3 separate regions of the Homo sapiens genome follow, and regions 1 and 2 are each linked to region 3. Evidence: chromatin loops called from intact Hi-C (ENCODE). Cell type or tissue: GM12878. All regions are shown on one strand.

Evidence for each region. Peaks named below come from ENCODE experiments on the same cell type or tissue, not always from the same donor. Only the 100,000 strongest peaks of a DNase experiment are listed, where the experiment ranks them.
Region 1: it touches region 3 in a loop (4-fold over the local background); 1 of 110 quality-filtered maps calls a loop at or near these places.
Region 2: a loop joins it to region 3, with 2.0 times the contacts of the local background. A loop is called at or near these places in 1 of 110 quality-filtered maps.

The regions. Positions count from the first base shown.
Region 1 is chr4:156,194,529-156,198,528 of GRCh38, reverse strand. No RefSeq gene overlaps it. Among named protein-coding and RNA genes, the nearest start is that of CTSO, 240 kb to the right of the region's middle. RefSeq lists a silencer at 2,395-2,494. In GM12878, no CTCF peak of the experiment used is centred here; a DNase peak (open chromatin) is centred at 2,418; H3K27ac peaks cover 733 bases.
Region 2 is chr4:155,807,942-155,811,941 of GRCh38, reverse strand. No RefSeq gene overlaps it. Among named protein-coding and RNA genes, the nearest start is that of GUCY1B1, 51 kb to the right of the region's middle. In GM12878, a CTCF peak has its summit at 1,971 (motif pointing left); a DNase peak (open chromatin) is centred at 1,921.
Region 3 is chr4:155,887,873-155,891,872 of GRCh38, reverse strand. No RefSeq gene overlaps it. Among named protein-coding and RNA genes, the nearest start is that of TDO2, 14 kb to the left of the region's middle. In GM12878, no CTCF peak of the experiment used is centred here; a DNase peak (open chromatin) is centred at 2,292.

The sequences.
Region 1 (4,000 bases), 310 kb before region 3:
CCCGGCACTTCCCTTCCCGTACTCTGTATCATTTAAGGGGACCAGGCTCTTCCCTTCCCAGCACTCCTGTATCAATACTATAATTCTATCTTTTCGTCGTGCAAGTTTGAAAGAAGAAAGCATAAAACATTTTGATTTAACTCCCGTGTTCTACTGGTTCTCTTGCTGATGGAAGTTAGATTTGCTTCTATTGGAACCTAAGTTCCCACAGGTAATACAGTACGCTTGAAGAAAAGTTTCCCACCAGATTAATTTATCAAAACTGAGTTATTCACAGTAATAAAGTTTTAAGGAAAAGGCTTAGGCATGTCGAATCCCACCTTAACACGAAGCTTGTCTTGCCAAACGACCCTTATGGAAACACAAAACCGCAAGCCTGAAACTTCTGTCAAAGCACTGTGAACCACAGTCGGCTTTTGGAGACCAGGGAATTTGAAAAGTCAGAATGACAGATTCATACCACCTGGTCAGTCCGATTATTTTTAAATCCAGCCCAGGATTATAATTAGTGATACATACAGCAGAGAGATTCTCTAAAGAGGCATAATGACCCAGGGGGGCCAGTGAATCAGTCCTGGGATTGAATCCTGCAGCTCTGTCACAGGCTAGATGGGATATTGTTATGACTTATGTCAATTTGGTTTTTCAGAATTATGTAGTTACTTTACAAAATACTATTAACTTTCAGTTAGTTAGAAGAGGGTGAGAATTTTTTTTTCTTTTTCTTTTGCCTATCGCAAGCTATCAGGTGGCATGTTACAATGAAAAAATCTCAGATCAAATCTAAGAGACATTAAATATTTATCATTAAGTAGGCAATAAAACATTCACTCTTCCTATTATATAAACTCAATGAAACCCTGGTCTCTGAACTTGTAGCTAGATATAACAGTACATTGCCTAAAATTTTTACCAAGATAGCTGCCAGTTTAGGCTAATGAAAGAACTTAGTTTTGTTTTGCTTTGCTTTTTTCCAAGAGTCCTAAGTGGCCAAAAGCAGAACGGAGAGTCCCAAGCGTCATTTTGAATCATAGATGTAATTAAGCTCATTCCATTCCTACACTCTACTCATGCAAGGCCAGCTGCGCTCCTGAAATGGGAAAAGTTCCCTATCCTCCTTGCAGGGCCGGTGGTGGGGGTGCGGCTTGCTTCTTTGGTGCCTGGCAGCTCAAACCTCTAGGGGGAACATGCAGACAGGCAGGTTGTGGTTGCGGGCTCCAACCAACCCCATGGCAGTGTCTAGGGGTGAATGTTTACAGTTCCTGAAGCCCCGGTGGGTGTCTGTTACAGTGTGTTCTTTTCGTTTTGCCATCTGTAGGCAGCTTGTGTTAATCTGTTCAAATAGATCATGGGCCTTACTGCAAGAACAGAGGGCTTTCTGTATCCCAGGGTTCTTGACTTGGTGTACCTGAAAAATTGGATCACGTGTGGCCTTGGATAATAAGTCCAAGGTTTCATAGAATGGTGGAAGTAGCTCTCAGCAGGTGGATGGGGAGCCAGAAGAAGCATGGAGTAAGAAGGTGGTTTTCCCCTGGGGTTGGGCTGCTCAGTGGCCAGATTCTCCTCCAATGGCCCCGGCCAAATTCCCCTTGGCGCCACGTCATTCGCCTGTCTGCTGGTGTCTGCTGGTGCCTGTTGGTGGCTCTTCTGCTCCTCTGCTCCTCTCCACGTCCAGCTGCCTGTGTGCTCTTCTGCTGGTGTGTTCCTCTTGACGTCCAGCCACTTGTGTCTGTGCCTGCTAGGGTCTTGGAGTTTTTAGACACACAGGATGTGGGAAGTGGCAGGCCAGGGTGGTCTTGGAAAATGCAACATTTGGGCATGAAAACAAGAGTGCCTGTCCTCACCTACATCCGTGGGCACAGGCCCAAGGGTGGAGCTGTCGCCAGGGACCCCACCATTCTCTTCTTAGCACTTCCCTGCCCCCTACCGTATTTCTCCCATGGTATTTCCAGCCCATTCCCCTATCTTAAACACCAACTTTTTCACCGATGAACCGTAACTTCTAGCATTTCTGTTATTTAACAACCATTCAATATTTTGGAAAGATAAAGACAGCTATAAATTAGAAACAGTCTATTCTGGAGCTTGGGCTTCTGTTTGTATGTTGCTGTTATTTTAGGGTTTTGTTCTTATTTTTTTCCAAATGTTAACTAAGCGAGTACTTTTTGAGTCACTCAGTGTGTATATTTCTGATTAGAATACTTAAAATATTAACTAATTGCTCCTATGATGTAAACTGAAATAAATACATATCTCTCTCTTATTTTGTTTGGGCTTTTTAACAAAATACCATGGACTGGGTGGTTATAAACAAGAGAGATTTCTCACAGTTGGAGGCCAGGAAGTCTAGGATGAAGGTTCTAGCTGACTTGGTGTCTGGTGAAGGCCCACTTCCTCATAGAGAGCTGTGTTCTTACTCAAGCTCATGTAGCACAGGGAGCTAGTTAGTCCTCTGTGGTCTCTTTTATAAGGTCATTAGTCCCAGTTATGAAGGCTCTGTCTTCATGACCTAATCACCTCCCAAAGGCCTTATCTCCTAATACTATCATTTTGGGGATTAGTATTTTAATATATAAATTTGAAGGGGACAGACATTCAAACCACAGCAATGTCATACTGTCAAGTTTGAGGTATTTTAAATTAAACATAAATTATAGACATTATAACAATTTTAAAGTAAATACATGAAATTTAAATAAATAAATATGTTACTACTACTACTAATAATAAATATGTTACTAATAACTAATAACATCCTCACTGACATCTGTTATTTTCTGACATTTCAATAGTAGTCATCCTGATTGGTGTGAGATGGTATCTCACTGTGGTTTGGAATTGCATTTCTCCAGTGATGTTGAGCATTTTTTCATGTGCTTGTTGTCCACATGTATGTCTTCTTTTGAAAAGTATCTGTTCATGTCCGTTGCCCACTTTTTAATGGGGTTGTTTGTTTTTCAGTAGTAAATTTGGGTCACAAGCTCCCTGAGCATCAGTTTCTTTATCTTTCATTGTTTTAAATGTCCAGTGAAAATAGACTGCAAAAGTATATTAGATAGGAAGTAACCTATCTTTTTGCTCTTTTTCTACTATTCTAAGGGAGCTAGCAGTCAGCTTGCTCCCATGAAATATCTGGCTACGTTCCAGATACACAAAGTAGATAACAGGAAAGTAAGCATTTATCACTTATTGAGTACCTGCGGTCTGCCATTCCCTCTGGTCCTCCTCACAAACCCACGATTACAGGCATTGCGGCACCCCTCTTTTCTAAGAACAATCCTCATCCTGTGCACCACGCCTGTCCTGAACCCATGTCAGAGGATCTCCTCTTTTAGGATAAAAATTGTTCAAGGTGGAGGGGAGAAACATTCTTTGGAAGTTTCAGAATTTAACTACAGTGACTAAAGGTGACTATTGCCTCCAGTCCATTGTGGCATGAGGCAAGGGCTGTATTAGTCACCATTAGCCAAGAGTAACAGAATTAGGAGGTAAACACTGTTCTTGTTTGTTTGTTGTTTGTTTGTTTGAGATGGAGTTTTCGCTCTTGTTACCCAGGCTGGAGGGCAGTGGCGCAATCTCGGCTCACTGCAACCCCCGCCTCAAGAGATTCTCCTGCCTCAGCCTCCTGAGTAGCTGGGATTACAGGCACCTACCACCATGCCCGGCTAATTTTTTTATTTTTAGTAGAGATGGGGTTTCACTATGTTGGCCAGGCTGGTCTTGAACTTCTGACCTCGTGATCTGCCCACCTTGGCATTCCAAAGTGCTGGGATTACAGGCGTGAGCCACCGTGCCTGGATGCTAATATAGTCCAACACAACTAGAGAGTGTTCTAGAACTCAATTCAAGCCATGATCCCACTTCTGTGGAGATACAATAAATGGCTTGCAAACCATTTTATGGTTTTTACTCGTTTAGGGAATGCTGATGTCTGGTGTTAATAGAATTTTTTAAAGTTTAAAAGGATGAGGTATCACTCAGTAATTTAATGTTACCTTTA
Region 2 (4,000 bases), 80 kb after region 3:
TGTTGACTAGGCTGGTCTCAAACTCCCGACCTCAAGTGATTCACCTGCCTTGGCCTCCCAAAGTGCTGGTTTACAGGCGTGAGCCACCATGACTGGCCCCTATATTTAAGCCCTATTTGGGATAGACTGTACCACAGCAATTGTGTGAGTACATATAATTGAAATAGAGACATACATTCTCTCCTTGTTTTCAGGTCATCAAGAATGTGACTGTTTATTAAACACTTAAATTTAGCTAACATAATTAAATATTATAGGGCACATTTTTAGTAGACATACATAACATTAATACTCATATACACTAATCAGGACCTTAGTCATTTTGATTTTAGCTTGGAGTCAAAAGTCCTCACCAAGTGTTTACCTCAGATTTGTTTATTTCTTGGAAGTTAGCTTTCAGTCTTTCGGTTGATCTATTCAACACTACTAGATTGTCAAAACTTTAGATTGTATTCCCAAAAGTTTCAGGCCAAAATCCTAGCACAAGAGTTACTGGAAAAGGGTACTGATCCAGACCACAAGAGAGAGTTCTTGGATCTCATCCAAGAAAGAATCTGAGGTGAATCCACAGAGTACAGTGAAAACAACTTTATTAGGAAAGTAAAGGAGTAAAAGAATGGCTACCCCATAGAGCAGTGGCATGGCTGCTGGACTGAGTAAACTTATGATTATTTCTTGATTAAATGCTAAACGAGGGGTGGAATATTCATGAGTTTTCCAGGAAAGGAGTGGAGAATTCCCAGGACTGAGAGTTACTCCCCCTTTCAGACCAGATAGAGTAACTTCTGATGTTGCCATGGCATCTGTAAACTGCCATGGCGCTAGTAGGAGCATCTTTTAAACTGCTAATTTATTATAATTGGGATATAATGAGCAGTGAAGATGACCAGAGGTGGCTTTCACTGCCATCTTGGTTTTGGTGGGTTTCGGCCTGCTTCTTTACTGCATGGTGTTTTATCAGCTGAGTATTTGCTTAACTACTGTTCTACAATAATCTGTATTATTATCTTTAAAGCAAAACGTATTCTTAAATTAAGAATACATTTATTCCTAAGATATTGGGACACCTGGACATTTCCTGGGTCTGTTAAGTCCTGGGTCTGTTTGGTAAACATTATTAACCTATTCCCTTAACTGTAGACATTCTGTGACTAAGAATGCCCAACGTCCTGGGAACGCAGCCCAGCAGGTCTCAGCCTCATTTTACCCAGCCTCTGTAAAGATGGAGTCACTTTGGTTAGAATGCTTCTGATACAAAAACCCTGGAATTGTTACCAACGAAATGATGGAATTTTGGAGCAATAATTTAGTTTGGATATCACCTTAACCAGCTCCTTTTTTTCAGATGAGGTAACTGAGTTGTAAAGTTAAGTGACTTGTAAAGGCCACAAGATTTCCTCACCAGAATTGGACTCAGGTTCTTGATTCTCTGTACGGTGCTTTGTTTTTTGTTAAATTTTGTTTTGTTAACTCACACTATATTTCTTCTCTTTGATACGGTATAAGTAGCAAGGAAGAATCACAAAAGCATTTTCTATTAATGTAAAATAAATTTTTTTCCAATTTTATCCTTATAAGTAAATAGTATCCTATTTCTATTTAATAACTTTTAACATGAGCTACAAGCAAGTTAGTTTACTCATAAAAATATTGTACAAAACTATTGTTCCTATTACAAATTGCTTGTTTTAGCAAATGTTTTTACCTTCCTGCAGAATTAGCAGGAAATATTTTGGTGACATTTCAGAGCAAGATACGTGTGGATAGATTTCATGCTATACAAATGGTCTTAATGAGTAGAAATAATTATTTTTATTATATTCCTTTGAACTTGAGAAAGAGTGGAAGGAGTGAATTCAAGGTTGCACACAGGAAGTGACAGCTAGGAGACAAGATGAACTCTGTCCTGTGAGAGAATGTCTCCTTTCAGTTCTTTTTCAGATTTCAATTACAAACAGCATTCTCTGCTGCCCTCTAGAGGTTCTATAAACCATTAGTGAGGGTGGTACAAAAAAAAAAAGAAAGAAAGAAACCTATGAGGGAGGTAAGCAAATTATTTTTCCTTTCAATGACAAAGGAAATAGAACATATCATTTGGTGAATCAAATACAGATTTAAACTGAATGAAATAGTGAATTAGTGCTAAGATACATATAATATATGTAATCTATAATATAATAAATATATAACTTATATAATTAAAAATACATACCTTTAAAATGGTATTTAATTGTTAAAGTTTAAAACAATTCAGTTCAAACTGATAAACTGTTATCGTTTCACAACATTTGGTTCTAATTTTTTGGTGGTTTCCACTGGGTTTGTTTCAATAATTGGCAAAGATAAATGTATTTATTGATTTTTCTTGTTGACCCTCCTGTTTTTTCATGACATGTGCTGTCCATGATTCAACTATAACAATATCTGTTACCAAAGATTTGTAAGTTTTCATTTCTTAGATTACCTTTTAGTCTTTCTGAAATGGCAAGCCAAAGTTCCAACTCCTCTGACTTCTTCGTATTTCAGTTTGATCTGCCAACAACTCTAGTGAGTGGTTATTATAATCTCTGTCTTTACAATGACCTAACCAGGTTACACAAAGGTTAAATGACTTTACCAATATCATGGAGCTAGTAACAGGTTGTTTGGAAATTCAAAGCAGTTTGGCCCAACTTGGAAAAAAAAGTTCTATTCTCTCCTCGCATTAATGCTACCTGAAAATCATTGTTTTTTAAAAATGTATTCACCAGAACTTCAAAGCCATGCCTAATATTAGGCACCTTTCCTCTAAGCTCAGTTACCTTTCTACATCCTCCACCACGTGTAATGGAACCATCAACTACCCACTAAGCAAGCCAGAAGCTTTCTACTTGGCCCTAACCTTCTCATCCCCTTTGGCCTGTGCGTTATTATGCACTTTTAATGTGAATCTTGACTGCTCTTCAATTAGCCTCCTGTCCTGCCATCACCTTAAAGCAGGCCTATGCATGAAGTACAGTAGCCCCCTAATGCCAACCTTAAACCAGGCTCTTTCCCTCTAAATTAGCCCCTGCACCAATGTCAGCATGATTTTCTCTAAGCACAAGTTTAACAGTGCCATTTTTGTGCCTCCTCTTTTCTCCAATCTATCTCATTTCTTATTCCTCCTTCCCTTTAAATCTGGCTTCTAGCCCCACTGCTCGAAGAGGCTGCTCCCTCCATTCCTTTGTTCAACAAATATTTGTCAAGTGCCTATTTTGTGGAAGGTTCAAGGAATATCTGGTGTAAGAGGAACTAATTTAGCCATAAGAAACTTAAAGCCTAATAAGGAATCCTATATATAAACAGATAATATGTGAACCATTGTAAAGATCCTGGGACAATAGGGGAAGCTAAACTTTCCTAACAGGGAAATTTCCAACAAGAGGATATTGAGCTGAGTCTTAGCAAGAAATGAATTTGCAGCAGAGTATGGGTAGAGGGTATTCAGACAGAGCAGAGCATAGAATTACAAAGGTAGCAACTAGCAGATAAGGCTGGTTAAGGTGACAATGTTTACATGCTTTGCTAAGGTGTACAGACAATGAGTAGCATTTAAGTGATTGTACGCAGGAGAGCAATTTGGATTTGTAAAAGACCACTCTGGCAGCAATTTGAGAGTGTGGAATGGAGGTGGCAAAGGTAGGAAATAGACAGATTTATAGGGAAGATCTTGCAATTGTTCAAGTTACACATGATGAGTGCCTGGACTTCGAAGAGTGTTGGCGGAATAAAGTAGAGATTTAAAAACATGCAAGATGTAAAAATTGGAATATGAGGTATTCAAAGGCAGAGATGTTTTGTTCAATGACATTTCTCAAATATCTTGAGCAGTACCTACCCAAAGTAGATGCTAAATAAATATATGCAGGATTCTGGGAAGATGACAGTGTCAATGTAGTTTCTGAGTATTCCTAACTCTCCCCCCAAAATAAGCATAACAACTATCCCCACTTCACCTCTTTTCTTTCAAGTTACTCTT
Region 3 (4,000 bases):
GACTGTTGAAGCCGCAGCAGAAGAACAGAAATCATGAAGATTTCATGGACATTTAATAGTTCCCCAAATTAATACTTTTGCAATTTCTTACGCCTGTCTCTCACGTTTCTTACATTTATCTCTGAACATAAATTATGAAGATTTCATGGACATTTATCACTTCCCCAATCAATACTCTTATAATTTCCTATGCCTGTCTTTACTTTAATCTCTTAATCCCATCATCTTCATAAGCTGAGGATGTATGTCGCCTCAGGACCGTGCGATGATTGCATTAACTGTACAAATTGTTTGTAAAGCATGTGTGTTTGAACAATATGAAATCTGGGCACCCTCAAAAAGAATAGGATAACAGCGATTTTCAGGGGACAAGGGAGATAACCATAAGATCTGACTGCCTACAGGGCCGGGCAGAACAGAGTCATATTTTTCTTCTTGTAGAAAGCAAATAGGAGAAATATCATTGAATTCTTTTCCTAGCAAGGAATAACCCTGGAGAAGGAATGCATTCCCAGGAATAGGTCTATGGACAGCTGCTCTGGGAGTGTTTGCCTTATGCGGTTGAAGATAAGGGATGAAATATGCCCTGGTCTCCTGCAGTGCCCTCAGGCTTGCTAGGATTAGGAAATTCCAGTCTGGTGAATTCTAGTCAGACTGGTTGTCTGCTCTTGAATCCTGTTTCCTGTTAAGATGTTTATTAAGACAATATGTGCCCAGCAGGACATGGAACCTCGTCAGTAATTCTAATTTCGCCCTGGCCTTGTGATCTTGCTCTTCCTGTCTTCCCTTGTGATCTTTTATTGCCCTTTGAAGCATGTGATCTTTGAGACTTATGCCCTGTTCGTACCCCCTTCCCCTTTTGAAATCCCTAATAAAAACTTGCTGGTTTTGCAGCTCAGGGGCATCATGGAACCTACCAATAGGTGATGTCACCCTCGAGGCCCAGCTGTAAAATTTCTTTCTTTTGTACTCCTTCTCTTTATTTCTCAGACCGACCGACACTTAAGGAAAATAGAAAATAACCTACGTTGAAATATTGGGGGCTGGCTCCCCCAATATAAAATGATTTTATATCACAATTAGGGCTATGAAAAAAAATAAAGCAGGGTCATGGAACAGGGAATAGCAGAGAAGGAAGGTGAAGGCAAACTCCTCTGAGAGGGAGACACCAATGGAAACCAAATGGTGAGGAATCAGCCAGGCACAGATCTGGGTGAACGTAAGATCAGATATAAAGATGCATGTACCTTTTACAGAATTTTAATTCCAAGACAAATTTATAAAAACATACAAAATAAAATAATATGTTAAACATGTTTAAATTTACAAATCTAATTTAATGTTCTGTTGAAACTGAGGTATCTGCCACAGTGTGACTATTTACAAGTGTTTTAACACAGGTTTTCCGAGTCTTGCTGGTCTACAATGACGGAGCCGTGTGATGCCTCAATTTCTTGAGCTCTTTGTCTATTCATACAATCCTAAAACATCTGTTCCAATAGCACATAGTGATAACATCCAGCATTTGCTTGATGTGAACAGTCATATACCTATGAAACTCACCTGTGTTCTTTTCTCATTTGCTTAGAACAGAAGTTAGAAAAGTACCAGGTGATGACATGCATATAAACAAATGCATATCTTCTTGTATCACCGGTGAAATGTAATGGAGCTTTCTTTTGCCAACATAGAAGCACTCTCAAGGCTGGGAGGATGGAGGAAAACTCCTCATTAGCTCTGACCTACTGCAGTAGAACATTCTTCTCATAAGCATGTGCAACACAGTTGGCTAAAATTCTTAAACAAAAGCACGCAAAAATATTTCCATTTAATGGGAACAAGTTATTTTCAACATGTAATTTTTCAACCCTTTTTTATGCTGGTTTCAGAAAAAAATGTTTAAACCAGAAATAATAATATAGATGCCATTTTTGAATTTTTTCTATCTATTCATTTCACTTCAGATACTAGGAATGTCTGTTTTTAAAAAGAATTCTAATTAAATAAAAATTTTTCTTCTTCTACCAAACAAACAAATCTGTAAGATAATATGTATTTGAATGGCAACCAAATTGTTAGCTAACTCTAATTGCCCACATATCTTAGCCCAGCCCTGTTTCTTCCTCATGTCTGACTGAAGCTAGCCCCATCTCTTTCTACTCTTTTTCTACAGCTGGCAGAAGTTGCATTAAATCGCCTGCCAAAATGACTTGGTCTGTAATCTTTAACCAAGGCTGTCTATTTCTGACTCACTTCACAGATGGGAAACGGAAGTCCAGAGAATTTCAAAATATTGCCTGAGTGCATCAGCTAATTAGAGGTGAAATTGGAACAAAGCCATTTAAAAGTCTCATGACTTCAACAGTGCAATGATCGTTCCCTTACGTTTCAAAACTTCTTTCATTAAACAAAATGCTTACAAGACAGTTTGTTAAAATATTATTATTAGCTCCAAAAGAAAAAAAAACTTTAAAAAATTTAAAATATACATTCAATGGACATGAAAAAATGCAGCTAAAAACAGGAAGATAGGGAGAATGGGGCAAAAGAAAAATGCATGTAGTAAAATATTATTAAGCCATGAATGAGATGATTACAACATGATCTGTAAGAATCACGAGAGTTGTTAGACATGGGTCCAAATTTGGCCCCAAGTTTTCTGGCAGCCAACACAAAGAAGGAAATTACATAAGTAGATAATCTACAGTCCCACTAAAATAAAAATAAACTAGTTTTCAGGAATATCACAAGCAGCCCTGGGAAAGAGAAAATCCCTTCATTCTAATATAAGACTACCTAGAATGTCAGTGAGTTGGACACTAATCTCAATTGATATTTAGGCACATCATAATTCTCAATCAATAGATTGTGCCTTAATATCTATTCTCATCAACAGATTGAGAATTATGATGTGCCTAAATTCCCTAAGAAGTTTTATTAATATGCTGCAGTTTTAACTCAGCACTTTAGTAAGTGGTCTGAAACAGAATTTCTGCCATTGATTTATTAGGGGTAATAAAGGAAAGTTTCTGTAATCAAAGGCTGGCTGTACACAAGCCAATATAGATCCTTCAAAGCTTCTTAAAACCTTTAAAGTTGCCAAAGTGCACGGTGACTCTCAAATTTAGGTGACGTTTAAAAAATCAAAGAAATTTATCAATGAACTGGTATTATATAGAACATAATTTGAGAAGTCCTCTGCTAGATATCTGAAACACTGCCTAACTCACATTAGAATCTTGATGACTTATCTGGAAATGACCTTTACTGTGCAAACTTGGTAAAATAAAATAAAATAAAATAAAATACAAGAAGAAGCACGATGATATGCAACAGATAGTGACTGGTGATTGGGTATTGTAATTTTCATCCAGGAGGCAGATGGAAAAAGTGCGACTAGAATTTTCACTGGAGATGTCAGAGGTATTTGAACCAGAGTGACCTCATCTTGAATAGGGACTAAGTAAAATAAGGCTGAGATCTGCTGGGCTGCATTCTCAATAGGTTAGGCATTCTTAGTCACAAGATGAGATAGGAGGCACAAGATACAGGTTATAAAGACCTCACTGATAAAACTGGTTGCAGTAAAGGAGCCAGCCTGAAACCTCCAAATCCAAGATGGCGTTGAAAGTGACTTCCGGTCATCCTCACTCCTCCTTGTACGCTAACTATAATGCATTAGCATGCTAAAAGACACTCCCACCAGCACCGTGACAGTTTACAAATGCCATGGCAACATCAGGAAGTTAACCTAAATGGTCTAAAAAGGAGAGGTTCACCCTTTTCCCAGAAAATGCATGAATAATCCACTCCTTGTTTAGCATATAATCAAGAAATAACTATAAGAATACTCAGCTGAGCAGCCCATGCCACTGCTCTGCCTATGAAGTAGCCATTCTTTATTTCTTTACTTTCTTAATAAACTTGTTTTCACTTTACAGAGCCACCCCAAATTCTTTCTTGTACAAGGTCCAAGAACCCTCTCTTGGGGTCTGGATCA